Linked DNA regions of Homo sapiens: region 2 is linked to region 1. Evidence: read pairs that join two places in POLR2A ChIA-PET (ENCODE). Cell type or tissue: HepG2. All regions are shown on one strand. Each heading gives the region's core, and the rest is flanking DNA. Links, peaks and the distances in the headings are about the cores only.

The links. ChIA-PET counts read pairs that join two places held together with the same protein. Peaks named below come from ENCODE experiments on the same cell type or tissue, not always from the same donor. Only the 100,000 strongest peaks of a DNase experiment are listed, where the experiment ranks them.
Region 2: POLR2A ChIA-PET joins it to region 1 with 6 read pairs; 9 of 35 experiments call an interaction of 5 or more read pairs at or near these places.

Annotation. Positions count from the first base shown.
Region 1 is chr20:35,317,520-35,332,918 of GRCh38, forward strand. All of the region lies in intron 7 of UQCC1 (ubiquinol-cytochrome c reductase complex assembly factor 1), which reads right to left. Among named protein-coding and RNA genes, the nearest start is that of FAM83C, 33 kb to the left of the region's middle. In HepG2, for the core only: no CTCF peak of the experiment used is centred there; DNase peaks (open chromatin) are centred at 9,882 and 10,472.
Region 2 is chr20:35,420,019-35,433,527 of GRCh38, forward strand. It overlaps GDF5 (growth differentiation factor 5), which reads right to left. Exons shown (of 2, transcript NM_000557.5): 2 at 13,329-13,509. GDF5-AS1 (GDF5 antisense RNA 1) reads left to right here and starts at 13,011. Exons shown (of 2, transcript NR_161326.1): 1 at 13,011-13,145. RefSeq lists a silencer at 7,721-7,921. In HepG2, for the core only: no CTCF peak of the experiment used is centred there; DNase peaks (open chromatin) are centred at 11,793 and 12,113; H3K4me3 peaks cover 724 bases; H3K27me3 peaks cover 88 bases.

The DNA of each region.
Region 1 (15,399 bases), core at 8,541-11,040:
CACCTTCAACCAGGGCTACATTAGCCATCCATCCTTGGTGTTCTCACAGCTCTCTGGGCATATTTTCTGCCTGGGTACACACGTGGTTTAGAGCTGCTTATGCACCTGTCTCTCCCATTAGTCTGGGAGCTACTCAAGGGTCATAGGAACCATGTCTGATTAATCTCGGCACCCCCATCATCTGGTCCAGAGCCTAACCCAGAGCAGGGGCTAAGACAGGCTTGCTGGTAACTGAATTTTTACAAGGGCCTGTGTACTACGCCATGCATAGCATGTTCTATCCAACTAGTGTTTTAGGGGATTTTCTTCTTCTTCGCCTTTCTTTCCCCCTGTTGAATACCTTCTGTGTTTCTGGAATTTCAGAAACATATACTGCCAAACTTCTACTGTCCCATCTTCCAGAAAGGGGTAAAGGGAAGAGTCAAGAAACAGGCCAGAGCTAGAGTTCATTCCTTCTGTCATGTGAGGATGAGACTACAACTCAGACCTCCTGATACCCATACTTGGAGGATCTCCCTACTCCCACATGAGTTGTTCTCCTAATTGTGTTAGGAATAATCACAGCCACAAACGGATGATATCAGAGGTGTCAAACAGTAAGGCAGGAGCATCTCTCAGAGGAAAACATTCACTGAACCTGCCTAGCAGAGCTAGTTTATGTCATGTATCACACCATTAAGCTTTGGAGCAGGAAGGGCCCTCAGAGATTACCTAGCTCAATACCCTTGAGGAAAGGGTGAACTGAAACCCAGAAAGAAGAGACTTATTCAAGATCACACATCAAGTTAGTATAAGAGCCAGGATTAGAACCTGATTTCTGGGTAAGTGCTTTTCCTACTTTACCATCTGCAGGGCATTTCCAGAGATCATCAACACATTCATCTGCAAACCTCAGTTCTTGCTTTCCAGCAAGGCCCACAAACATACAAACACATTTTCTCCTCTTGGGATACACCTGCATTCTGGTTGGCTACTGCCCAGGAAAAACGGAGTGCAAGAGTAGAGTTCCTTACTAGCAAGGCTCCTTGACTTCCTGGTCCTATATTCTAACTCCAGTGACCTGTAAGCTGCCTCTCCCTTCACCTCTAGCTGAGACAATGGCAAACTGCCACAGCTAGAAATGCTTTTCAGATATCATCACCCAGGCTGGATTAGATCATGAAAAGGGGCCTTCCTGGAAGAGGGTGGAAGTGAGATCAGTACAGACACGTGATCTGCAGGCAACAGGTGAGGGCAAGTGACAGCACCTTCCTCAACTACCGGACTCACTCGGCAGGGCCCTTCTAGCTAGTCCAGCAGCCAAGGGGAGCAGGATATTCGCTCTGGTGAATCCCTGTTGGATTTTATTCCCTCATTTAAGTTTTTGGTTGCTGGTGTGCAGGTTCCCCACCTCTCCACTGCCAGATCATTCTATATGGAGCACTCTGCCCATGACTACACAGCTGCACCCAGCAGAAGAGAAACTCCTCCCAGATAGTGTTGGGCCGTTCTCTTATTAAACTCATCCTTTCCATAATGCTTTGCTTTTCATAAAAACCCATACATACAACACCACAAGGAAAAGGTTCCTTTTATATCAGTTACTCATATTTTCCCATTTATTTAAGCCATTAAAATTCATGCAGATATTTTATAAGCCACCAGGATTCAGTGACTGGTATTACTGAATGTTTAATAATAAACTAAACAGAAGAAATCAGAGGGTTAAATGATGACTGCAATTCCTGTAATGACTTAATTAAATTTTTATTGAGTACATAAACTATGATGTCACCTCTAGCCAACCACAGGCCTGCTTTCCCAGCATGTCACAGGGAGGGAGCACTCAATAGGAGGCTTGGCTAAATGAGCAGCAGGTCTCAGCTGAAATGGGGAGGGGAGTGAGGCTCATGTAACACACTCAATAAATTATCCGTTCATTTTTAAACAAAGTCCATGAGTTATAATATATTTGCCATGCACTTTTTATGACATAATAAAAATGTTACCTTAAGGATTACTTAACACATACTACAAATATTATAGCAGAGGCAGGCACAAGGGGCAAAGAAAACAAACACGAGCAGGCCAGGGACGGGTCCTGGAGTTTATGTCCCAGGGGAAACAGCATAGTATATTAAAAAGGGAATGCAAAAAAAAGGAAGGGATGCAAGAGTTCAGGGTTACTAATCGGCAGATTAATGAATGAGACAACCAACAGAGAACACAAGTAAGGCAATAATGAATCTTGCAGGGCACATGTTTAATTAAAGTAGCATTCTCAAGGAGGAATATTAGCTTTAAAGAGATGCCAGTTCATTTGAGGCCAATTCGCTGCTCTCTTTCCCCTTTTCACTGTTGCTGCCTTAAAGATATTTATGTGACTGCTTAACAGAGGAACCAGACTATGTGGATACAGGGACTGATGGGAGATCAAGTTTTAACTCCTCCATGGACTCTACAAGGCTTCTAGTGATCTGCTCTTGGCCATCTTTTTTGCCTCCCCTCCTCTTGCCTCCCCATCTTACTTCACCCTGCAGTCAGTAAAGTATGTGCACAGATACATCATGCTGTCATCTATTTCTTAGTCATACTGCTGCCAGGAATTCTTCTCTTCTTTATCCACTGATGGAAGGGATGCTAACTCCTTATCCTCTAAGACTTAGCACACATATTTTCTCTACTAAGTCTGCCCTCTCCCCCATCTACAGGTGCCCCAAAGTGATTCAAGTCTGGAGACGGGTCCCATCATTCATTATTTACCAAGTGCCAATAACTGTGCTACAACTTTACACATTAGCCCACTTAAACCTTCCCAAGGACTCTAAGAGACAGGAACTGTTACTGTCTCCACTTTAGAGAAGAGGAATCTGATGTTTGGGAAAGTTAAAGCTAGACAGCTAGGAAATAGTGGGGTCAAGATAAGAATACAGAGCAATCCAACTCCATTGCCTACCTGTGTTGGAATAGACACTGGAAGGAATGTAGCTGCCCCTTCCTGTGCCCCACAGCTCAGGCTATCTGCAGAGGCAGAACTAAGAAATGCTAATGTGGTCTTGAGTAAACACAACTCAGAGATTCCAGTTCCAGTGGCAGCTAGAGACAGCCACCAGATGGGTCATCAGTGGCCGGTTACTAATACATCAGATATCCCTAGTAGAGCCAAGCTCCACTCCTGGGAAAACCTGAGGTTGAGAGTGGGTGTAATTATGGTGGGGGAATGGGAAAACAGAAGAAAGTTGGTATGGAAAACACTGATGAGCATGAAGGTGAGAATAAGCTTTAAGGTTACTGGCTTGAAGCAAAGTTGCTAACAGTAGCAGACTAAGAATTTGCTGGAATGAATGAATGACAAAGGACAGCTAGAGTTGCTGGCTGAAGCCTAAGGACTATATCAAATTCATCATAAGGCAACAATGCAACACAAGATTGTAGGTCATGTTTTAGTTTGCTGTAGTAGACAGTAATGCCACCACCAATGCTTTGCAGTGCCAACGCCATGTTCTACAGTCATTGTGCGGCAACAGGCTGATGTGCACTGAACATCAGCTAGCCTATTTAAAGTTCAGGTTAGAAATTAGCCCACTGTGGAATATTTTGTGAGATACTTAGAAACAGAGTAAGAGTAGACAGACAAGAGAGACGGGGGACATGGAGAGACCAAATAAAAAAGTCTACCTGTTAACTCACATGCATTACGACTGAAAGATCTATTGAGGGTCTTTTAGCAATGATGACAAAATACAAACAAAACTGTGTGTGTGTGTGTGTGTGTGTGTGTGTGTGCGCGCGCGCGCGCGCACGCTCAGGCACGCATGCATATTGAGCAGTTCCAGAAAAAGTTGTTAATACCAAGAATAAAAAGAAAAATATTTTAAATGAAAGACAATTTCTTTTTCTCTTTTTAGAAAATAATGTGAACATTTAAATAGAGTATGTTCCCGTTGCGATGAAAGGCCAACCTAAACCCAGCATGAGGAGGTCCATTTTAAAATCCATTTTAAACATTTCAAACTTTTAATGTACAAGGGAAGCTTGCTATGATGACATGCTGTTTAAAAATATTCCCTTATTGGCTGGGCAAGGTGGCTTACGTGTATAATCCCCATGCTTTGTGAGGCCAAGGCAGGTGGATCACTTGAGGCCAGGAGTTCAAGACTAGCCTGGACAAAAAAGTGAGGTCCTGTCTCTACAACATAGTAATAATAATACAAACCCCTTTCTTATTTATTTTGAAAATTCTAGTTTTGCTGCTTGGGATCTACATGTTCAAGACTGCATAGCCTGATAATGTGCTGAAAAACAAGGGACATGGTTGGCAGACAGAATTGCAGAACCAGCAGCCCTAATTTCTATATAGTCACGAAGTACAGGAGTCCTTCCCTCAGGCTTGGAAAATAGCCAAGAGAGAAGAGATGTATGTCCTCAGAAATTCTAGTCATTTGTCCAGTTGAGAAAACATGAGAACACATAATATTAAGTCCACAATCATCTTCAAAAGGAGCTGATGAGGTACACTACGGTTCTGGGATGATCAAACTACCATGGCAATTTAACTTTCGTCTCTTTTAGGGCATTTGAATAAGGGGAACATTATAGCTATAATCTACTTTGGTTTCTGGAAGCTTTTTGTAGTATTCCACATGACAAGTCTCATGCATACTCATTAGAGAAGCCAACACCTGGCTTGAAAGAGTCGCAGTTTCAACAACAGCACTGATGGTGCGGAGTCCTAAAGGAAATAATCCTGGGTACTATCTAAAATCCGTACTGATAATAATGATGACAGTGATGGTCGTAACAATGATTACACAATGCATTTAATAATATTTTCATTTTATTATCTTATTTGTGCCTCACAACCACAACCCTGCCCTCGAGGAGCTCACAGCCAAAATGCTATTGTTGTCCTGATTCTATAAACAAGGAAACAGAAGCTCAAAACTGTTAAGTGGCCAGGTGCGGTGGCTCACGCCTGTAATCTCAGCACTCTGGGAGGCTGAGGTGGGCCGATAACCTGAGGTCGGGAGTTCGAGACCAGCCTGGCCAACATAGTGAAACCCCATGTCTACTAAAATACAAAAAATTAGCTGGGCATAGTGGCGCATACCTGTAGTCCCAGCTACTCAGGAGGCTGAGGCGGGGGAACCATTGAACCCGAGAGGCAGAAGTTGCAGTGAGCCAAGATTGTGCCACTGCACTCCAGCCTGGCAACTGAGCAAGACTCTGTCTCAAAAAACAAAAACAAAAACAAAAACAAAAACGTTAAGTCACTTGTAGTCAAATCACATCCTGCTTGTAAGTGACAGTGCTGGGACTTTTAACTCAGATGGTCAGTCTCTAAATCTACTGTCTTTTCTTTTTTTTGAGACGGAGTCTTGCTCTGTCACCCAGGCTGGAGTGCAGTGGGACCATCTCGGCTCACTGCAAGCTCCGCCTCCCGGGTTCACGCCATTCTCCTGCCTCAGCCTCCTGAGTAGCTGGGACTACAGGCGCCTACCACCATGCCCGGCTAATTTTTTGTATTTTTAGTAGAGACGGGGTTTCACCGTGTTAGCCAGCATGGTCTTGACCTCCTGACCTTGTGATCCGCCTGCCTCAGCCTCCCAAAGTGCTGGGATTGCAGGCGTGAGCCACCGCGCCCGGCCCCAATCTACTGTCTTTTCTAAGCGATCACACCTTTCTGCTTCTGATGAGTCATATGAGAAATGGAAGAATCACACAAGCACAAAGCTAAAATTGCTCATTTCTGCACTTTGGAAAGCAAGAGTAAAATAGACTCTTTTTAAATTTAGAAAAACTGTCCTTAAAAAGAAGATGAGATTCGACAAGGTCAAATGCACAGTATTATGTCTATATCAAAATAAAAAAATAACAGGATGAAGCAAGGGTCTGACCAAGTAGATGTAATAGCATCCCAGAGCAAATCTTTCTCATGAACAGATAAATCAGAAATATGAAAAGGTAATTATTATTATCTATATTAAAGGAAAAGCCATATGCAAAGGTCAAAAAGTTTTCTCCCCTCATTTATTTTAATAGTCAAAAGTCTTTGTCTTACCAACCGTACTTAAGAATGAACATGGAGAAACCAGAGAGGTTTCAAGAAAGAATGTCAGATATATATGGTTACAATGGGTTGGCACTGGTCACAGGCCAGGGCGTTCAAGATTCTATGGCCAAGAGAAACACCCAGAGGCTATTCCATGGATTGGTCAGGTTGCCTCCATCATCTGCCTCAATGGGTCAGTAGATCTTAGAAGTACTGTGACACTGAGGTTTCTCTCTCTGCATTTCTTCCTTATGTTCAGGACCTACTCTTTCCCATTTCCACGAGTTGGCAGGCTGTTGATCCTAGAATGCTGTCCTCTCATCACAGAGATGGGCACATAGCTGAAGCTTAGCTAATCTGACTCTTGCTTCTGAGAGTACAAACAACCAAATATAAAAGGAAGCTACAGTTGGATCACCCTTGGCAGGGCACAGTGGCTCATGCCTGTAATCCTAGCACTTTGGAAGGCCATGGCAGGAGAACTGCTTGAGGCCAAGAATTAAAGACCAACCTGGCCAACACAGCAAGACCTCATTTCTAAAAAATAAATAAATAAAATAGTAAAGTTGGGTCACCCCAAAGAGACTATACATAAGTTCCTATTGCTAAGATCCCTTAGCTGCCCTGTATCTTTCCTTCCTGAGCTCTGTTGTTAAACTCTCCATTCCATGAGCCTTAGTTACCTTCCAATAAATCCTTTGTTTGCTTAAATTAGCTAAAGTCAGCCTCCCAAGTAGCTGGGATTACAGGCACGCACCACCACACCCAGCTAATTTTTTTTTCTTTTTCTTTTTGAGACGCAGTCTTGCACTCTTGCCCAGGCTGGAGTGCCGTGGCGCCATCTCTGCTCACTGCAAGCTCTGCCTCCCAGGTTCACGCCATTCTCCTGCCTCAGCCTCCAGAGTAGCTGGGACTACAGGTGCCCACCACCACGCCCAGCTAATTTGTTGTATTTTTAGTAGAGACGGGGTTTCACCGTGTTAGCCAGGATGGTCTCGATCTCCTGACCTTGTGATCTGCCCGCCTTGGCCTCCCAAAGTGCTGGGATTACAGGCGTGAGCCACCGCACCTGGCCGAGCAAGATAATTCCATTTACACCCACTAGGATGGCTATAATTTAAAAAGAAAAGAAAAATAAGTATTGGCAAGGATGTAGAAAAACTGAAACCCTCATGCATTGTTGAAGAAAATGTAAAATGGTACAGCCACTGTGGAAAACAGTTTGGCGGTTTCTCAAAAGGCTGAACATAGAACTACCATATAGCCCAGCAATCCCATTCCTAACTATATGTCCAAAAGAATTGAAAGCGGGAATTGGAACTGATATATTTGTACACCAATTTTCATAGTAGTATCATTTATGATAGCCAAAAGGTGGAAACAACCCAAGTGTCCAATGACAGGGATAAACAAAATGTGGTACACACATACCAAGGGATATTATTCAGCCATAAAAAGGCATAAAATTTTGATATATGCTATAACATGGATGGACCTTAAAAATGCACTCATAAATGCATTATGCTTAATGAAATAAGTCAGACATGGAAGGACAAATATTGTATAATTTGATTTATATGAGGTACTTAGGTACCTTCAGAGACAGAAAGAAGAATAGTCTACCTGGGGCTGATGGGAGGAAGAAAGGGAAAATTATTATTTAATGGGCACAGAGTTTTTGTTGGGGATAATGAAAATGTTTTGGGTATAGATAATGAAAATTGTTACACAACACTGTGAATGTACTTAATGCCACTGAATTGAGCATTTATGAATGGTTAAAATGATAAATATTATGTATGTATATTTTACCACAATAAAGGAAATCCCAGTTACAAACAGTTCTTCTCAGACAGGCATTTCAATCTGTGACTTAACCATGTGTGTATTAAAGCCTCTCTTAGGACACTTATCCATTTGGCACAGTGGTATCATGAGCTAACTGATGTTCCTCACCAGACTATAAACGGTCTTGGTACAGAATTCTACGTTGCATTGTACATGTTTGATAAGCACGTATTGAGTAACTGCTGTATTCTACTGTGGTATATGCTGGAGGTAAAAAAATCAATAAAACACAGTACTTGTCCTCAAGAAGTTTACAATCTCACGTGGGAGACACACCTAGCACGTTGTATGTACAAAACGGTAATGGTATAGGGACTGAAAGGCTTGAGAGAAGAGGCAACATTTATTACAGTGGGTATTAAAGGGTCAACAGGTATGTTCAGACAGAAAGAATGGTATGTGTAAAGGCACAGGGAGGTGAACAAGTACAGCATTTTCAAAGGGAAGTTTGTAAAAAAAAAAACAAAAAAACACACACAAAAAAAACAAAAAAACACAGAAGCTGCTCATGGTGGCAAGAATCAGAAGGTGGAGCTGGAAGGGCAGTTTGTGTGAGATTGTAAATGGCCCTGAACGCCAGCCACATGAAAGAAAGAACAAGGAAGGGGTTTAAGCACAGGGAAATTGCATGGACAGATTTATTTTCAAAAAGTAACCCTAGAAGTACAGATCACAAAGTTGGGGGAAGGTCCAGAGGCAGGAAAACCAGAGGAGGCTGCTACAATGGTGTAGATGAGAGTCTGTAAGGAACTGAAACAATGTGAAGTGACAACACGAACAAAGAGGAAGGCATGCTTTCAAGAGAAATGACTACAGCCAGAGCAACGGGATTTGATTATCGAGTAGATGAGGAGGAGGAAAGGGGAGGCCATGACTTGCATGTAATCAGACCTCACTGAAGAAAGTGGAGAGAACAGAAAGATGAAAACGGAATGCAAGTTATATGCAATCATACACTGATGACTTTCTGACCCTGGCAGTGCCAAGCGCAGACAACCAGTCTTGTATGATTTTAGCAATCACCATGCCCTTCATGTCTCCTATGTTGTGGTAATGGAAAATCTTACTTGGATAAGATGTAATATGAGCAAGATGTGTATTTAGTTTGAGCCCGGCAGGCGTCTCCAGTGGAGCACAGGCATAACACACCAGGGCCTAGGAGCCTGAGCCCCTTTTCCAGTAATTTGTTCACTACATGTAGGTCGGTATCATTACTCCGGGCCCTCTGCATTCTGACTGCAGCCATGAGGTCTGATTACCGTCAGCAAGAAGACGCTGACACACTCAGGTTTCCAGAGACACTTGGAGGCTGCTAATTGCACCCTGAGCCTCATGACTGCATTTATGAGCGCAGAAAAGCTGCAGGCACTACTTGGCTTTTTTAATTATTTTCTATTAAATTTAGGCAGACTGGGTACAGTGGAAAACTACAGGATGCTTGTTCCACATCACTACCAACCATGTCAACTGCACAGACACAAAAGGCAAACAGGTGAATATAGATCAACAAGTTGGTCAGTTCTTTGCTAATAGAGCTGAGCCACTGTCACTTGTCATGGATGCTGAGGCCCTGAACAACCTAGAGGATCTAAAGGCAACACTGAGATCACTGACCCGAGTCCTTTCCCAGCGATCCTAAAATAGATATCATATTGCCCAGATGGCAACATTTTCTCAGAGGACCCAAAATTTAGCCCCTTACTGATCTTGAGGTTCCTGACCCTTCATCCAACAGCCCTGCCTTCTTCTTCTCCACAGCAATGAAGAGTGAAAGGGGCGGGGTCACCCTAATGAACTGAATCACAGGAGTTAACTGCTAACTCCACCTGGGCACAATGGGTCAGACCAAAGTCTAAAGCTCAAAACAGTAAAGCAGACATTTACATTGTTTCACACAGGTCACAGAATGTTTGTCTTTCACTGCTGTGTCCTAACTGCTCACTGTTCAGAGCTGTACAATTGCCAAAATACTGACCCAATGGTTATCTGAGAAAGAGGCTGTTCCCTGCTGAAGACATGAGGAAGCAAAGGCTCAGAAAGGTCAAGTGACTCACCCAATTATCACTTGGCTAATAAATGGTCAAGAGGTTCACAGAGACAAGGTCTTCTGGCTCCTAGTCCAAGTTTTTTTGTTTGTTTTAAGGCTCAAACAGAATTGCCACTCAGTGGATAGTTTGTACATTCCTGTAGAAGCATCCTGGGAATGGCTGAGCCTGGATCCCAGGTAGAAGCCATATGATCATTCTTACTTAAGTAGTGAGGTGGTCAAGGTTGAGGCCAAGAGTGAGGTTCAGATATCCCTTAAAATGGAATTGACAGAGCCGGGTGCAGTGGCTCATGCCTCTGTAATCCCACCACTTTGGGAGGTTAAGGCAGGCAGATCACCTGAGGTCAGGAGTTTGAGACCAGCCTGGCCAACATGGTGAAACCCCTTCTTTACTAAAAATACAAAAATTAGCTGGGCATGGTGGTGGGTGCCTGTAGTCCCAGCTACTAGGGAGGCTGAGGCAGGAGAATTGCTTGAACCAGGAGGCAAAGATTGCAGTGAGGTGAGATTACGCCACTGCAATCCAGCCGGGGCAACAGAACAAGACTTTGTCTCACAAAAAAAGGAAAAAAAAAAAAAAAAGCATGGAACTGACACAGCCTGTGAGTTCTGAGAGTGACTCCATCTTTATAGGGTAATTCTCTTTTGTCCTCTTTTCTCAGTAAAATGTTCTTAGAAAGGTATTTTATCCAAAGGAAAGAGACAAACTCAGTTAGAATGCTGTATGTTAAAGAGATGATCTCTTTGGTGTTCTGTATTTAAGTCCCAACTCAGACCTAGGAAACGCACTGAAATCTAAGTAAATTTTGGGCCCCAACAGCCCTGTTTCCCCACCTGGTGAGTCTGAAAGATTAATCACTCTGAGCCTCAGTTTTTCCATCACAACTATGCAAAACCACCTTTCCTTTTTCCTTTTCATATTAACAGATGAAAATGCCTAACAGTAAGTAAATTAGTAGTGGCAAACATCTATTTCACTCTCAGGCATTGTTTAAAGAACCTCACATGTGATAACTCATTTATCCCTCACAATGCTACAAGCGATGTAAGGTGGGTATTACAGTTATGTCTATTTTACGGAGAGAAAACTGAGGCATAGAAAGGAAACAGGCATAGAGACCTTGCCCAAGGTCACATGGCTAGGGCAGGATTTGAGTCCAAACTGGCTTCAGTATGTGAGCACTCTCAACTACTCTGTGATACTGCATTGGAAAGGAGGTTATAAACTCAACCCAATCCCCCACTTGGAGATGAGAGCCTGGAAGTCTCTGAAGCTTCTCTCAGGACCTTGGGGCTCACCTACTCTCCTGCCTCATCCTCCCATTACACTCAGCCCTGCCCTGGGATAACTCCTGGAAGAAGCCTGCAGTGAACACAAAACAAAAAAGCAAGTGAACTCATATCTTTCTCGTTCGTCTGTTTCGTGTGGAAGTGAATCCAGGAAAGATTCAACTTCCTTTCTCAGCATAAACTAGATTGTAAGCCCTGTAAGATCACTTATCTCTGGTATATTATCTACCAACCACATTCAGGGATTAGCATGTGGCGAGAGACAAAAATGTTCCTTGAATAAATGAATGAAACAATTCTTAATAAAACCATACAAATTAATAATGCTACTGGATCTAGAGGAAATACATTCAATATTGCCTTCATCAAATGTATTCAGCACTACCCAGGCATCAAGCACTGTTTTAGGAGCTGAGGCTACAGCAGTAAACAAGAGACAATTCCCGAACTCCGGGAGTTTAGGATGATTAGTCAGGCTGCTGAATGATTTGCAGAATGAATCTGAGATGAAGAGAGTCAAGAGGCAGGAGGACCAGTGAAGAAGCAGCCGACAGTGAGTTTAGGTGAGAGGTCAGGACTGGATCTGAGCATCAGTAGGACAGTTGAGGCCCTGATAGTGGTTGTTTTAAAGAAGGGCTCCTTATAGTTCCTCCTGCTCCTTTGAGAACCAGGCACGTCACATTGATGGCAAGGATCACTGACATTCAGAAAGACCAGCTAAAGAGAGGACAATGAACATGGAAAAACAAGTCCCTCCACTCTAGCTGGGCCCCTTCAGCTCCAACCAACCCCACAGGGCCATTCACTCAGCATTTTGGGGGAAACAAAGTGAGAAAAGAGTGTTACAGCTGCCTCATCAATGGATCCAGAAATACTCATGGCACACCCAGGGCAGCTGAAAGAAACATCTGTCTCTACTGTATCCTAGGTCTGACCTCAGAGCCTCCAGAACTTTTTTACATAGCCCCACCCAGATCCTGGCGGAGCTACTGCCCTCTGGTGGTACCCAATGCAGGGGTTAAGCCCACAGGAGAAAAGAGTCTTGTGGTAGGACATGGAGTGAGAGGCATAGTCAACCCCAAGAGCTCGTCACAGTGCCTGTATGTCTTACTACTGCAACCACTGCTTTTTCCAAAGACGCTATTTACAGAAAACTCTGGTTAAAATGCAAGAGTTATCTGGGACCATTAAAACAGATCCTGTTGGCAACCCTTAACGATTTGGCATGAATTTAATCAGGTAAACTGCAGTGTAAGTATAGAATTGATTCTAAGAAGATAGGGTTAGGAATAGACTCTGTGAGTTCACTCACTCATTCACCATTCAACCAATATTGGATGGAGGCTTACCATGTGCTAAGCACTGTGCTAGACACTGGAATGCTGACCTTAAGAGAAAAGGATCAGGAGGTCTTTGATTGGAGGCTTTTCCCAGCAACACAAAATGCAGGGTGTGTGTAGTGGCTCTAGAGAACAGCAAAGATGATAGTATCAAGTAACGAAAAGAGCAACAGAATCAATCAAGAGAAGTGAGTTTTAGTCTCTGCTACTACCGCTACTATATGACACTGACCAAGCCTTTTTCCTGACCAGGACTGAGTGTCCTCACTTGGAAAGGGTTGAATTAGGATCATCTTTGTGGCTGTCAAGCTTCTAGGAGCTTGGCGGCCACTGAAATGATTAGGAGATGGCATAAAATAAAAACACTGACTGCTTGGCAATTCTGACCAGCTAGGGCTAGCCCTGGGTGGGGCTTCCTGCCATCAGCCAGGGCAATCTAAAATTCCTTTACATAGTTCCTGAGGATCATCACCAAGTGAGATTCTTCTGACATCCATACCCAACCACTTCATCAGACGAGATACCCCTAGTACGTTATGAACCCCACATTTGTCCCCAACTACCCTAGTCTCTTCTGGTCCCTTTGAACTGAGGCTATTAGGGACGGAGCCAGTTCTTCCAGTGCTACAGGGCAAGAGAGGCTTGGAGAAAAGTAGAAAGTTTTGCAAACTGTGTTCACTCTTGGAAATTCTACCCTGGGCTGGAAAATTTTTATCTCATGGATTTTTTTTCAAGCAGGAAAGGCCCTTAGAAATAACCTGGTCCAGGCTCTGCATTGGAGCCTGCTGGTTAATTGTGGAACTAAGTCTAACTCCACTCTTGTAGCTCCAAGATTGGTGAGTGTTTTTCAGTTCTCCCACTGTCCTTCTAGAGGGAGGCTCTTCTCTGGCAGCCAACTCACCTTGGGACCTAAAGCACAGGAGACGATAAACACCTTCTGTCTTTGAAGGAGAAGGAGTATAGCCACAAACACCTATCGAAAATGCCAAAGACAACAAGGTTCATTTGAAATCTGAAGAATCTTAGCAAAACGGTATGGGACAGGGATGAAAAGAAGAGCAGGAGACAGAAGCCTGCTCAGCGCTTAACAGGAATCATCTCCTACTTGCCCCATAACCATACACATACCACAAGCCAGCTGATTCCTAACCCCAGCAGCTAAACTGCCCAAGGCCTAGGAAAGGGGGCAACACACACAGTTTACACCTTTTATTATTCTGATCAAAATTTCTCTCCTGGGAGCAGAAAGGGGTCAAAAGTCCAACACCAAAAATATATATCTTTATAAGTCATGGGCAAAGAAGTATTACAGCAGACAGTTATTTAAAAAAAAAAAAAAAAGCTACGGTGAACAGAGCAGAGTAGGAGGTGTGAGAAAACTCACTCCAAGTAATTTATTCACTGGGAACCACAAAGGGCTTTCCCAAGAACAGCAAAAACACCATTAATTTCTCCAGTACCCTCCTTTCAAAGGGCTCCAAACACTTCACACATATCGTTTTAAATTGTCCTCAAAGGCTCCAAAATAAGGGGTTACTATTTCCCCAGGCACAGATGGAGAAACTAAAGCATTTATGCCCACCCTGCTCTGCCCAAGTCATCCTAAAAGATTCAGCCAACATCAACTGAGTGCCTGCTATGTGCCTTACTCATGCCAGGCAGAACAGGAGACGGATGAAAGATAGGATCTTTGTCCTCCAGAAAGCCAGAATCCAGTGTGGTGTCACAGATGCACCTATAAATCCCTTCAAGATATGACAGCTTATGCTAGGTGCTATTGAAAATGTCCAAATACAGCATCCTGATAGCTCCCATTTATCAAGTACTTAATATGTGCCAAACACTGTGCTAAGCCATATTGTTTAAGTCACATAACTGTGCGTGACTTACCTTATAGAGGATGGAATGGAGACAATGAGAGGTAAAGAGACTTGCCTAGGATCTCAAAGCAACATTGTGGCAGAGCAGAGATTAGAACCTATGTCTGTCTGGCTCCAAAGACCACATGACAGGAAAAGAACTGTTTGGAAAACTGGGCACCGGCCTCTCAACTTTCTAGCACTGAATGCCACACTTTAGAGGCGAACAGCAGAACACACAGGGGCCCTCACTAGATTTTGGGGGAATGGCCTGTTTCCTGGGCCCAGAATTGTATGTGCATGTACTAACTGGGATTCTCCATCATGGGGACATCTGAAGCCAAAGGTAGGTGTGTCTTCCAAAAGGGAACAGAGCTCTCTCTGGGTAAAGGAGAGCTGAAAGGTCCTGAGCTCTTCTTGCTCCTTTGGTAAGTACTGAAAATGGAACAGGACTAGAAGGTATGGGATTCCCATGCTGGCTTTAACAGAAGGTTCACAGCCTGCAGGAAGGCATGGTGGCTGCAGTGCACATGCAGTACGGTATCCTTTTCTCAGAGCCAGAGTAGAACTCTTGCTGGGGAAGGAGTCCTCTGCTGGAGAAGGGCCTGGCTTAGTGACAGCTCTGCAGAGCTCACCTGGTGGCAGCAAGTGCTGCCTCTTTTGCCAAAGCCCCATTTTGGAGGCCAAGGAAGAAAATGCCAGACTTGGAGAAAGAAGAGCTCCCCACACCAGACAGGTTACAAAGAAAATGGTCAGTCCTGGGGAATGCCTAGGTCTTAGCAAGGGCTGGGCTAATAAATCGCTCTATTTTAAGCCCACAGGACATAAGACAGATGCGAGAAAGAGAATGTCCTCCAAACTCTGAGAGCAAAGTTGAGCCTGGAAATAGGAAACCTAATCCCCAGCCTAGCATTCTTCCCACTTACCTCAAGGCATCCTTCTGTAATCGTTTCATATCTTAATTTCAACCTAATAAAACAACAA
Region 2 (13,509 bases), core at 10,364-12,863, 100 kb after region 1:
TGAAATCAAGGTGTTGACAGGGCCACGCTCTATCTGTAGGTTCCAGGAGAGGAAGCTTCCTTGCCTTTTCTAGCTTCTGGAGATTGCCAACAATCCCTGGCATTTCTTACCTTGCACCTGCATAACTCCAATCTCTGCCACTGTTATCACATGACATTCTCCCTGGGTGTCTGTCTCTGTGTCTCTTCTCTTCCTCTTCTTTTTTTTTTTTTTTTTTTTTTGAGATGGAGTCTCATTGTGACACCCAGGCTGGAGTGCAATGGCGCGTCTCCACTCACTGCAACCTCCACCTCCCAGGTTCAAGTGATTCTCCTGCCTCAGCCTCCTGAGTAGCTGGGATTAAAGGCACCCACCACCACGCCTGGCTAATTTTTATATTTTTAGTAGAGACGGGGTTTCACCATGTTGATAAGGCTGGTCTTGAACTCCTGACCTCATGATCCACCTGCCTTAGCCTCCCAAAGTGCTGGGATTACAGGCATGAGCCACCATGCCCGGCCAATACGTATGAATTCTATCTGCTCCTCGCCAATCTCCACTGCCTCCTTCCTAGGTAAGACTAACGTCTTCTCTCACCTGGACTACTACAACTGACTTGATCAGCAAGTTATGTTGATAGAGCATTTCAGGCAGAAAGAATAGCACAATTCAAGAATTGGCTTGAAGATTTTGAGGACAAAAGGAAAGCCAAGATCAGTGTGACTGGAAGATAATGAGTGAGGGTTGCAGTATAAAAGATGAGGTCTGAGGCAGGGCGAGGTGGCTCACGCCTGTAATCCCAGCACTTTGGGAGGCCGAGGCGGGTGGATCACGAGTTCAGGAGATCGAGACCATCCTGGCTAACACAGTGAAATCCCATCTCTACTAAAAACAGAAAAAATTAGCCGGGCGTGGTGGTGGGCGCCTGTATTCCCAGCTACTCGGGAGGCTGAGGCGGGAGAATGGTGTGAACCCGGGAGGCAGAGCTTGCAGTAAGCGAAGATCGTGCCACTGCACTCCAGCCTGGGCAACAGAGCGAGACTCCGTCTCAAAAAAAAAAAAAAAAAAAAAAAAGATGAGGTCTGAGAGGCAGGCAGAGTCCAGATTTTGGGGGCCTTGAAGGTCCATGATAAGGAGTTTGCATTTTATTTTATTTTATTTTAAGCAAAGCAGTGACATGTTTTAAAAGGGCTCTCTTAGCTGGTTTACAGAGAATAGATTGTAGATCATAGCATAGTTTACTTCCAGCATGCTCTTTAGGCTTGGCAAGTTGAGATGTTAATGCGACCCCAATTTTGGGGCTTGCTCTAGCTTGCTTTCACTGTATATGAAACTGGAAAGCTATCCAAGTTGTTTTCATTTTAGCTTCAAATAAGGAAACCTCTTTTATTCTCTGTTAACTGCCAAGGATCAAGAGTCCCTCCCTGGAAGAGGTAAGGTGATACATTCTTTCCCTGGAGAAAAAAACTGTTAGAGGAAGCCAGAAAGAAGAAGGGAAGGGGGGCAGTGTCCCAATCCCATTAGATTATGCAATCAAGCCGAAGGTACCCACCTCCATTCAAATAAAGTGATTGTGCTTTCCTAAAACGAAAAGCCATTGTCTATCAAGAATTTATGCTGATTTACAAATTTATCTATGTGAAAATCTTTAGGAAAGTTAAATATTTAATAAATCACCTTTTTTTTTTTTTTGAGATGGAGTCTCACTCTGTTGCCCAGGCTGCAGTGCAATGGCGCGATCTCGGCTCACCGCAACCTCTGCCTCCGGGGTTCAAGCAACTCTCCTGCCTCAGCCTCCTGAGTAGTTGGGATTACAGGTGCCTGCCACCACCCCCGGCTAATTTTTGTATTTTTAGTAGAGACAAGGTTTCACCACGTTGGCCAGACTGGTCTTGATCAGCAAGTTATGTTGATAGTGCATCCTGACCTCAGGTGATCCACCCACCTCGGCCTCCCAAAGTGCTGGGATTACAAGTGTGAGCCACCACGCCCAGCCAATCACCTTTTTTTTTTAGAGATAAGGTCTCCCTCTGTCACCCATGCTGAGCACAGTGGCATGATCACAACTCATTGCAGCCTCAAACTCCCGGCTCAAGTGATCCTCCCACCTCAGCCTCCCAAGTAGCTGGGACCACGGGCACATACCACTAGGCCCAGGTAATTATTTTTACTTTTTGTAGAGATGGGGTCTTGCTCTGTTGCCCAGGCTGGTCTCAAATTCCTGGACATGAGCGATCCTCCCACCTGGGCTTCTGAAAATGCTGGGATTATAGGTGTGAGCCACCTTGCCCAGCCATAAATCATGGTTTGTTTTTTATTTTTTTGAGACAGAGTCTCACTCCGTCACCCAAGCTGGAGTGCAGTGGCATGATCCCGGCTAACTGCAACCTCCGCCTTTGGTGTTCAAGAGATCCTCCTGCCTCAGCTTCCTGAGTAGCTGGAATTACAGGTGCACACTACCACACCTGGCTAATTTTTGTATTTTTAGTCGAGACAGGGTTTCACCATGTTGGCCAGGCTGGTCTCAAACTCCTGGCCTCAAGTGATCCACCTGACTCGGCCTCCCAAAGTGTTGGGATTACAGGTGTGAGCCACTGAGCCTGGCCAAATGACCTTTATTAAAAAGACAAATTTTATGCTGAAACTGTTCTAGAACTTTCAGAATATATATACTCTATGACTACAGGACAATATTTGCCAATGGGATCAGTTATGATGTCTGTTTCTCTTTGAGGAACAGTCTATGCCCTTTACCTGTCAATTAACCCAGCAGAGGGCTGGTTTCTGTGTCTTATTGGCCCCCACACAAAGTTGTTTTCTTTGCCCCTTAGTGCAGTGCAGACAATTCTATTAAGAAACCATTCTATTGGCCGGGCGCGGTGTTTCATGCCTGTAATCCCAGCACTTTGGGAGGCTGAGGCTGGCGGTCACTTGAGGTCAGGAGTTTGAGACCAGCCTGGCTGATGTGGTGAAACGCTGTCTCTACTAAAAATACAAAAATTAGCCAGGTGTGGTGTCATGTGCCTGTAATCCCAGCTACTCGGGAGGCTAAGGCATGAGAATCTCTTGAACCTGAGAGAAGAAGGTTGCAATGAGCCAAGATCACGCCACTGTACTCCAGTCTGGGTGACAGAACAAGACTCTGTCTCAAAAAAAAAAAAAAAAAAAAAAAAAAAAGAAAAAGAAAAAGAAACCTTTCTATGAATCTTATTGTTGTGTTTATTGTAATAATGTAATTGAAGATATTTGTTACATTAGTTTTCAAGAATGGCTGTACAATTTGCTGAGCAATGCTTGATTAACTCAGATGCAATAACCTGTGTAATAGCCTATTTTCTTGCTTTGTATTGATTGCTAGACAGCTTAGGTATTGCTCACCTGTAGCAGATATAGATCAATATGATCCACATTTTAGCCCCATTCTTGGCTTCATTTTGTTCCCTTGTTTTCTTTTCCTATTGATTCACATTTGATTTATCTTGTCTTGCATTTTACATATCTTACTAAGACTTTAAAATCAATTCTTAAACATGGCAAAATAGGAAGGGGTGAATGATATTGAATATACTGAAACCATTTCCAAGCAGGCATTAAATTCTATCCTTTTTTGAGACAGAGTCTCACTCTGCCACCCGGGCTGGAGTGCAGTGGCACGATCTCAGCTCACTGCAGCCTCCGCTTTCCAGGCTCATGCCTCAGCCCCCTGAGTATCTGGGATTACAGGCCTGTGCCACCATGCCCAACTAATTTTTGTTTTCTTAGTAGACACAGGGTTTTGCCATGCTGGCCAGGTGGTCTCAAACTCCTGGCCTGAAATGATCCATCCGCCTCAACCTCCCAAAGTGCTGGACGGGTAGATTGCTTGAGCTTAGGAGTTCAAGACCAGCCTGGGCAACATGGCAAGACCCCGTCTCTACAAAAAAGAGATAAATAAATTGTTGGCCGTGGTGGTGCACAGCTGTGGTCCTGGCTACTCAGGAGGCTGAGATGGGAGGATTGCTTGAGCCCAGGAGGCAGAGGTTACGGTGAACCAAGATTGCGCTACTGCACTCCAGCCTGGGCCACAGAGGGAGACCCTGTCTCAAAAAAAAGTAAAAATATGGCCAGGCACGTTGGCTTACACTTGTAATCCCAGCACTTTGGAAGGCCAAGGCAGACGGATCACCTGAGGTCAGGAGTTTGAGACCAGCCTGGCCAATGTGGTGAAACCCCGTCTCTACTAAAAATACAAAAAAATTAGCCAGGCGTGGTGGCAGGCGCCTGCAATCCCAGCTACTTGGAAGGCTGAGGCAGGAGAATAGCTTGAACATGGGAGGCAGAGGTTTCAGGGAGCCAAGACGGTGCCATTGCACTCCAGCCTGGGCAACAAGAACGAAACTCAATCTCGAAAAAATAAAAGAAAAAGAAAAAGAAAAAATAATGGAAATTATTTGTTTGCATTCCTGTCTCTATAACTAGACTATAAACTCTTTTGAAGGCAGTTATTGTTCATTCATTCAACAAATACAATGGAGTCACATTATGTACCCATTTGACTTACTTGACTTCTTAGGGAAAACATAAAAAAAAGAAGAAAGACCAATACTCTATGATTCCACTTATGTAAGGTACCTGGAGTAGTCACGTTCATAGAGACAAAAAGTAGAAGGGTGGCTGCCAGGGGCTGGGAGGAAAGGGAAATGGGAAGCTGCTCAAATGGGTAGAGGGTTTCAGTTTTGCAAAATAAAAAAGTTCCAGAGATCTGTTGCACAGCAATGTGAATATAGTTAACAGTATAAAGTATGCGCTTCAAAATGGCTAAGATGGTGAATTTTGTTATGTGTTTATTACCACAATTTTTTAAAAAAAGAAAAGGAAGAAGAATCAGCTAGCAGTGCTTGAGATGAGAACATGAATCTGTGCTGTTTCCACGGCTGGTCTTGGTTCCTTCCTTCATAGAGTATGCATCTCACTGGGCTGAATGTGATTTTATTGTTTAAAGATAAATGTTTCTGGCCAGGTGCGGTGGCTCACGCCTGTAATCCCAGCACTTTGGGAGGCTGAGGCAGGAGGATCACCTGAGGTCAGGAGTTCGAGACCAGCCTGTCCAACGTGGTGAAACCCTGTCTCTGCTAAAAATACGAAAATTAGCTGGGCATGATGGCGGGCGCCTGTAATCTCAGCTACTTAGGAGGCTGAAGCAAGAGAATTGCTTGAACCTGGGAGGCAGAGGTTGCAGTGAGCCAAGATCACACCACTGCACTCCGTCCTGGGCAACAAGAGCAAAACTACAACTCAAAAAAAAAAAAAAAAAGGATAAATGTTTCTTACAACATGGCCCCTACATGCAAGGCAGCTGCTTACATGGGCCTTAATCAAAGAAACTGTTTTCCTATTGGAGGGGAAAAATGGTCATACTAAACTTGTTAAGAGAAGAGAGAGTTAAAAGAATCTTCAAGGATCATTTTTACTATATGAGTATTACCATATAGTAAAATATATTATATATCAAAAATATATTACGTATATCATGGAGTTCCTAGTACCAGTTTTTACTACTGTTTTCTTTCCTCACCAACTCTCAAGCGATATGTCTAATCTTTGAGGCCCTGGCTGTTGGGTTTTCTCTGTTCTCCAAGTCAGCACCTCTCAGAAGGCAAGTGGACAGCCTCAAGTGCCCAAACCTAAGGGACTTGGCAGCTCCCAGCTGAAGCCATCCTTCACAGAGTCAGTGGAACCAATCATCAACATGATATGATTTTAAGGATGGGAAGATATGTCCTCTGCACCTTGCAAACTCATGTTATTCGTTTGCTCATATAGTCCCTATGCTGAATATGTCTTCCTTCAACCCTGCTATGGCTTGAGTATTTTGAGTGTGTCCTCCAAAAGTTCATGTGTTGGAAACTTAATCCCCAATACCATAGCGTTGGGAGGTGGGCCCTAATAAGAACGCGATTGGGTCATGAGGGCTGAGTCACTGGGAATTGATTAATGTTGTCATCACAGAAGCAGGTTAGTTATTATGAGTGGGTTTTTGTTTTTTTGTTTTGTTTTGTTTTGAGATGGAGTCTCACTCTGTCGCCCAGGCTGGAGTGCAGTGGCATCATCTTGGCTTACTGCAACCTCTGCCTCCCGGGTTCAAGCGATTATCTTGCCTCAGCCTCCTGAGTAGCTGGGATTACAGGTGCGCACCACCACGCCCGGCTAATTTTTGTATTTTTAGTAGAGAAAGGGTTTCTACTAAGCTCCATCAGGGCTGGTCTTGAACTCCTGTCCTCGTGATCCGCCTGCCTTGGCCTCCCAAAGTGCTGAGATTACAGGCGTAAGCCACCGCGCCCAGCCAAGAGTGGGTTGTTATAAAGCGAATCCAGCCCCGGATGCCTTTCTCTGTTTCACATGTTCGCTTCCACCTTCTGCCCTTTGCCCATGGGATAAAGCAGCACAAGGCCCTCACTGGATACCAGCACCACACTCTTTAACTTCCCAGCCTCCAGAACTGTGAGCTAAATAAATGTCTGTTCATCACAGATTAACCATTCTGTAGCATTCTGTTACAGCAACAGAAAATCGATCAAGACAAACTCCACTCAAGTTTCATTCAGTCTTCAGGACCCAGCTCAGTCCCTTATCCTCCGTGAAGCCTTCTTACCATTTTCTCCATTGTTCCACTCACTTGTCATGTGAACATTTAATTACCTTCTTTCTCTTATTTACCTGAGTTAAACTATTATGTATTTCTCACATAATTCTTTATTTCTTTCTTTACTTTTTTTTCTTTTTTCAGACACAGGGTCTCACTCTGTCACCTAGCCTGGAGTGCTGTGGCATGACCATGGCTCACTGCAGCCTCAAACTCCTGGCTCAAGTGATCCTCCTTTCTCAGCTGCCCAGATAGCTGGGACTACAGGCGTGTACCACCAGGCCCAGCTATTTCAGAGACAGGGTCTCAGTGTGTTGCACAGGCTGTATTCTTTTTTTCTTTTTTGAGACAGAGTCTCACTCTGTCACCCAGACTGGAGTGCAGTGGCATGATCTCAGCTCTCTGCAACCTCTGCCTCCCGGGTTCAAGCGATCCTCATGCCTCAGCCTCCCACGTAGCTGGGACTACAGGTGTGCACCACCACGCCTGGCTAATTTTTGTGTTTTTAGTAGATATGGGGTTTTGCCATATTGGCCAGGCTGGTCTCGAACTCCTGACCTCATGTGATCCATCCGCCTTGGCCTCCCAAAATGCTGGGATTACAGGAGTGAGCCACAACTCCCGGCCCAGGCTGTATTCTTTTTTTTTTTTTTTTTTTTTTGAGACAGACTCTCACTCTGTTGCCCAAGCTGGAGTGCAGTGGTGCGATCTCGGCTCACTGCAAGCTCCGCCTCCCAGGTTCACGCCATTCTCTTGCCTCAACCTCCTGAGTAGCTGGGACTACACACGCCTGCCACCATGCCCGGCTAATTTTTTGTATTTTTAGTAGAGACAGGGTTTCACTGTGTTAGCCAGGATGGTCTCAATCTCCTGACCTTGTGATCCGCCCGCCTCAGCCTCCCAAAGTGCTGGAATTACAGGCGTTAGCCACTGCGCCCGGCTAGGCTATATTCTTTACTTCTTTTGTTATTATTTAATATGTCATGTTTGCAGGCCTTGACTCCCCCATTATCAATAAATACAGGTAAAGTTTATAGGCCAGACATTCTTCAAAGGACTTTTTATGAACATTATATATAACCTTCCCAACAGCTCCATGATATAAGAACTATTATTGTCTCCATTTGACATATGAGGAAACTTGAGGAAAGATAGCTGTGGTGACTTTGCACAAGTTCACACAGCAAGAATGAGGCATAGCTGGAGTTTAATTTCAGGCTGTCTGACACCATAGCTCAAACCTATGTTCAATGTGCAGGATTGGAGGGATCTTTAGTGTTTATCTAGTCAACTTCCCTCTCTTGCACTGCTCTTTCTCTTCCTCTAAACCAAGCTCAAATCCCTTTTCCAGTTTCCCAAGTCGTTATCTAAACTCTTTTTTTACTTTTTGCTTTCTATTTTTATTTATTTATTTTTTTTAAGATGGAGTCTCACTCTTTCACCCAGGCTGGAGTGCAGTGGCATGATCTCGGCTCATTGCAACCTCCACCTCTTTGGTTCAGCAATTCTCCTGCCTCAGCCTCCCAAGTAGCTGGGATTACAGGTGTGCGCCACCCCATCCAGCTAATTTTTTTTAATTTTTATCAGAAACGGGGTTTCATCATGTTGGCCAGGCTAGTCTCGAACTCCTGGCTTCAAGTGATCCACCTGCCTTGGCCTCCCAAGGTGCTGGGATTACAGGTGTGAGCCACCACACCTGGCCTATTTTTTATTTTTTTGAGACAGGGTCTCCCTCTGTTTCCCAGCCCAGGCTGGAGTGCAGTGGTGTGATCTCAGCTCACTACAGTCTCGACCTCTCAGGCTCAAGCAATCCTCCCACCTTAGTCTCCTGAGTAGCTGGGACTACAGCCACACACCACCATGCCCAGCTAATTTTTAAATATTTTTTAGAGACAGAGTCTCCCTATATTTCCCAGGTTGGTCTCAAACTCCTGTTCTCAAGGAGTCCTCCCACCTCAGCCTCCCTAAGTGCTGGGATTACAGATGTGAGCCACCACACCCACCCCTAAGCTCTTCTTGCCATGGAGAACTTAGTATTTTGCCTTTTCCATCTTTAGACTTAAAAAGCTCTCCTTTAAATTCATCTGACTTCTGCCTAAGGAGGAATATAGTATAGTAGCTCATCTGTACAATGGAGATTATAGTAGCTATCTCCCAGGATGGTTGTAAGGAATGAATGAAGTCAGGACAAAAGCATTTAGCTCAGTGCCTGGCACCAGGAGCTGCTGAACACACAGCAGCAATGAGCTATCCTTTACTTCTCTTTACAGATCTGTGCTTTGGAGCCACACAAACCAATCACTTCTCTTTTACCCATGGTAGTCCTTCAGTCTTTTTTTTTTTTTTTTTTAACATGGAGTCTTGCTCTGTCACCCAGGCTGGAGTGCAGTGGTGTGATCTCAGCTCACTGCAACCTCCGCCTCCTGGGTTCAAGCTATTCTCCTGCCTCAGCTTCCGGAGTAGCTGGGACTAAGGTGCATGCCACCACGCCCGGCTAATTTTTGTATTTTTAGTAGAGACGGGAGTGTTGGCCAGGCTGGACTCGAACTTCTGACCTCATGATCCGCCTGCCTCGGCCTCCCAAAGTGCTGGGATTACAGATGTGAGCCACTACGCCCGGCCAGTCCTTCAGTCTTGAAAGCTGTGATCATTTGCTCTAAGTTGTCATCACTCTGCTCTTCCTCTTCCTCCTTTTCTTTTTTTATCTCTATATCTCTAGTTCCTTCAACTGAATCTCACAAGGCATTGTTTCTAGGCCCCTTATTATTCTGTCCTCCTCTGCCCCTCTCACTGTGGTCACTGAACAGAGTGAAACCACAATTTCCTTGGGTTTGTGCTACGTGTCTATTAATGAAGCCCACAATTGTATTAGCATTTAGGCCGCCGCATTATATTCAGCTAGCTCCAGCCAGCTCCATTGAGTTCGTAGCCACCTACAGCACCATTTCTTCCCCATCTGAAACTGTGAAATCATGTTTTTTTACATTCTATACCTGTGCAGTTGGTTTCATGAATTCAGATGGATAATTTGACTGTTTTCTCTCTTTTATTTTATCTCCTCTGATTCAGCCTATCTTATCCTAACATCTTTTGGAATCTTTATGTCTTCTTCCATTTATGCACAGATTTTGAGGACAGGATTGTTGCAAGGTAAGAGAATTCCTGTAAAGCACAAGTACGTGGCATGCAATAAGTCCTTGATAAACATTAACAATGGTGATTGTTATTATTATCCTCAGCACAGCATCTGGCCCATAGTTGACTCTCAATAAATAGTCACTGATTAATGAATGAGTGACTGGATCCATGATTGGTGAAATGAATGAATGTTCCCTCTCCTGAATCCTAGGCCCAGTAAATTTGATATTATCCTTCTTTTACAGATAGGAAAACTGAGGCTCAGAGAGCTTAAGGAACTTCCCCAAAGTAGCTCAGCTGGAGAGTGGTAAAACCAGGACTAGAACTCAGGTCTGCCTGATTCCCAGGCCTGTGTGACTAACACTTCCCCACTATACTTTCTTACATCTGTATTCAGGTCAGAACTAGTTGTGGAGTCAGAAGTCTGAGGGGTTTCCCGAGATTGTATGTTCCATGCCCTAGAAAAGCGGGTTCTCCTGTTGTGACCCTGGGAGATGTGGAGGGGCCATGAGATGGGGGACAGAGCACTGGAAGCCTCTTCTCTTTTCTCCCCCATGGGCCTCTCAATTTTCACTGCCTTAAACTCTGCTTAGCTGTTTCTCGCAAGAAACTAACAGCGCTGTGTGTCCCCAAGGAGAAACTTTTAAGACCAAGGAGCCAAGACCCAGGGAGGTGATTCAACAGCTTGCCAGGACTGCAGTCAGTGGAGTCAAGGGCCCAGAGAGCAGCAGCAAGAATGGTATAAAGAACACTGAGGGCCCAGCGCAGTGGCTCATACCTGTAATCCCAGCACTTTGGGAAACCAAGGTAGGAGGATTGCTTGAGGCCAGGAGTTCAAGAGCAGCCTGGCGAACATGATGAAACCCCATCTCTACTAAAAATACAAAAATTAGCCTGGCATGGTGGCACTCGTCTGTAGTCCCAGCTACTCAGGAGGCTGAGACAGGAGAATCTCTTGAACCCAGGAGGCAGAGGTTGCAGTGAGTGAGCTGACATTGTGCCACTGCACTCCAGCCTAGGCGACAGAGGGACACTCTGTCTCAAAAAAAAAAAAAAAAAAGAAGAACACTGAGGGCCAGGTGCGGTGGCTCATGCCTGTAATCCAGCACTTTGGGAGGCTAAGGTAGGAGGATCGCTTGAGGCTAGGAGTTCAAGACCAGCCTGGATAACACAGTGAGACCTCATCTCTTAAAAAAAAAAAAAAGTTTAAAAGTTAGCCAGATGTGGTGGCACACACCTGTGGTCCTGGTACTTGGGAGGCTAAGGTGAAAGCTGCAGTGAGGTGAGCTATGATTGTTCCACTGAATTGCAGCCTGGGCAACAAAGCAAGAAAGACCCTGTCTTTAAAAAAAAAAAAAAGAAGAAGAAGAAGAATGCAGACCTGCAGGAAGCTGTAGTTATCACTCTGCCTCTTTGGATATCAGCTTCCGCATCTGTAAAAAGTGAGGGTGGAGAGTTCTTGCTTTACCTGCTTCACTACGCAAGGCATGGCAATGATAACAGCTAACACATCCTGAGTGCCACCTCTGTGCCTGCTCCTGTGTTGAGTGCTTCTCATATCCTTGCAGTTAGCACCATGAAATAAGCATATTGTTAACCCTCTTTTTTTTTTTTTTTTTTACAAATGAGGAAACCAAGGTTCATGGAATTAAGTTACTTGCCCAAGGCCTCTAACTCTAAGTGACAGAACTGAAATTTTGAAAGTGTGCAGCCTTCAGAGCTGAGTGACCATGGGTGGAGAGTGTTTGTGAACTCTCAAGTATGATAGATGCCTTGTACCCTTTGGGGCAAGAATGAACAGTACCAGTTTGCAGCTTGTTATGGTTGCGGTTGGAGGTGGGTGGCTGGGGGAGAGTGTTTTCCAAGGAGGCAGCTGAACAGATCCTGTGGTTAGGATGGGTGACCTGATCACATCCCCAGAGTCTGGGTGGGAAAATGCAGGAGGGTCCACAGTCTGAAAGAGAGCCCTAGGGCAGGTTGTGGTGGTAGAGGAAACTCCTAGCGTGTCAATCCAAACAGTCCATTGGGAGCCCAGGCCTTCAGTAGGAGGGGCATTGTGGCTCAGATGACATGAACCTCTCTGACTGGGCTAAGGCAGAGAGAAGCTCCAGTTCGGTCAGAACTTTCCAAGAAACCAGGGACACGCAGCCCAGGAAATAATACCTGTGGGAGTCAGCCCCACCTGTGACCCATTCATCTTATCTATCTGCCCTTGGGTTTCTGGCCCCCCAGTTTCTACACTGCTCTCCCTGGATCCCCAGCCCACTCCTTGGCTTCCCCAGCACCTCCCTTCCAGGCCCATTCTCCCCTCACACACACCACAGCTCTGTCTGCCACGGCAGCTCCTTTGTTTACTTCCAGAGCTGCCAGGCCCACCACTAGCCAAACACAACGAAGCCCAGCCAGTGAGGGGAGGCTCCAGGCTCAGTCTGTCCCCTCAGAGAGAGGTAATAGCCTCCAGACCAAGGAGGCAGCTCAAAGGTAGGCTGCCCCCGCACTGTGCCCAAGCTTCAGGCCTAGAGGGAAAGGGCACAAGGTCTGCCCATAGCTGGGTAGGAATCCCTACTGTTGAAGCAGCTTTGGTGAGGAGCCCCAGGAATCAAAGACCCAGCTGGAGGGAGGTAGGGGAAATGTTGAAGCCCCCTGGGTGGGAAGTGGAGGCTTAGACTGCTCCTGGTTCTCCCTGTGTCTATTCTGCCAGGTAGAACTGGAGTCCTCAGCCCAAGGCACCCATATGCCTGTCTCCCCACCAGAGGGCTATGTTCCCCTCCCAAAAGTCTGTGCCCTGTGCCTCCCCAAAGATTCCAGCTGAGAAAAGGAAGTGAGCATTTACTCTGGGCCAAGCCCCAAGCAGGAAACATTGTCAGGGTGTGCCTGGCATTTGTCTGTCTGAGGTTAGTGGGGAGTTTATTTATCTGATGTATAATTATGTATTTATATAATGTGTAATATAAAGGCAGGGGACTCCGATTCTGTTTCTGGAGCTGGGGGCTGATGGGTGAGCAGTGAGGTGTAGTGAGGGTGTCAAGCTGGAGGGCAACAGGGCCACAGACATGGTCATGTGAGGAACAGTGGTCAGTGGCGAGAGGAGATGCCCCAACAGGGAGAAGGAGAGCCTTGGCAGCCCAGATTCCCCAGGGGAGAGATAAAGGACTCTTTCAATGGTGCCCAGGTAATTCTGTGAGTATGGGGGTAGCAGGGCAGGCAGATATTGGTCGATGATGTAGGAATGATTTTAGAAGAAATGAAATCCCCAATTTCCCTCCCTTTTAGGGATCTATTTTGGAGACAACAAACTTGACTAAGGAATCTCAAGAAGAAAATATAATTCTGCTGCCAGGCCCCAATGGAGCAAATAGAGCTCGGGACCCAGGGGCCTTTGGAAGGAACAGGAATGCGGTTAGAGGTGAGCACTGGCCCTGCTTAGCTGCACTCTCTGTCCCATTGTGCTTCAGTTTCCAGGAGTGGGGGTGGGGATAGGGCTCTGAAAACTGAGTTTATACATGAAGCAACCCACCTCCCTGCCCTGGGTCAGTAATTCTTCAAGGGGTCACTGGGTCCCCTGGAGTAAACAAGAAATTTGCCACAGTTTTAGGCACAGTTTTGCTTTTTATCTCATCAATATACATTTAAATCTAACAGTCTAACAGCCTCACACTCCTCAACTCTATCCAAGCCCTCTCCTCTTCTCTCCCACTCTTGCCCAGTCAGCTTCTCAACTGTCCCAGGGACAGGAAGTCACCAGGCACAAATGTGATTTGAGGAGGCAG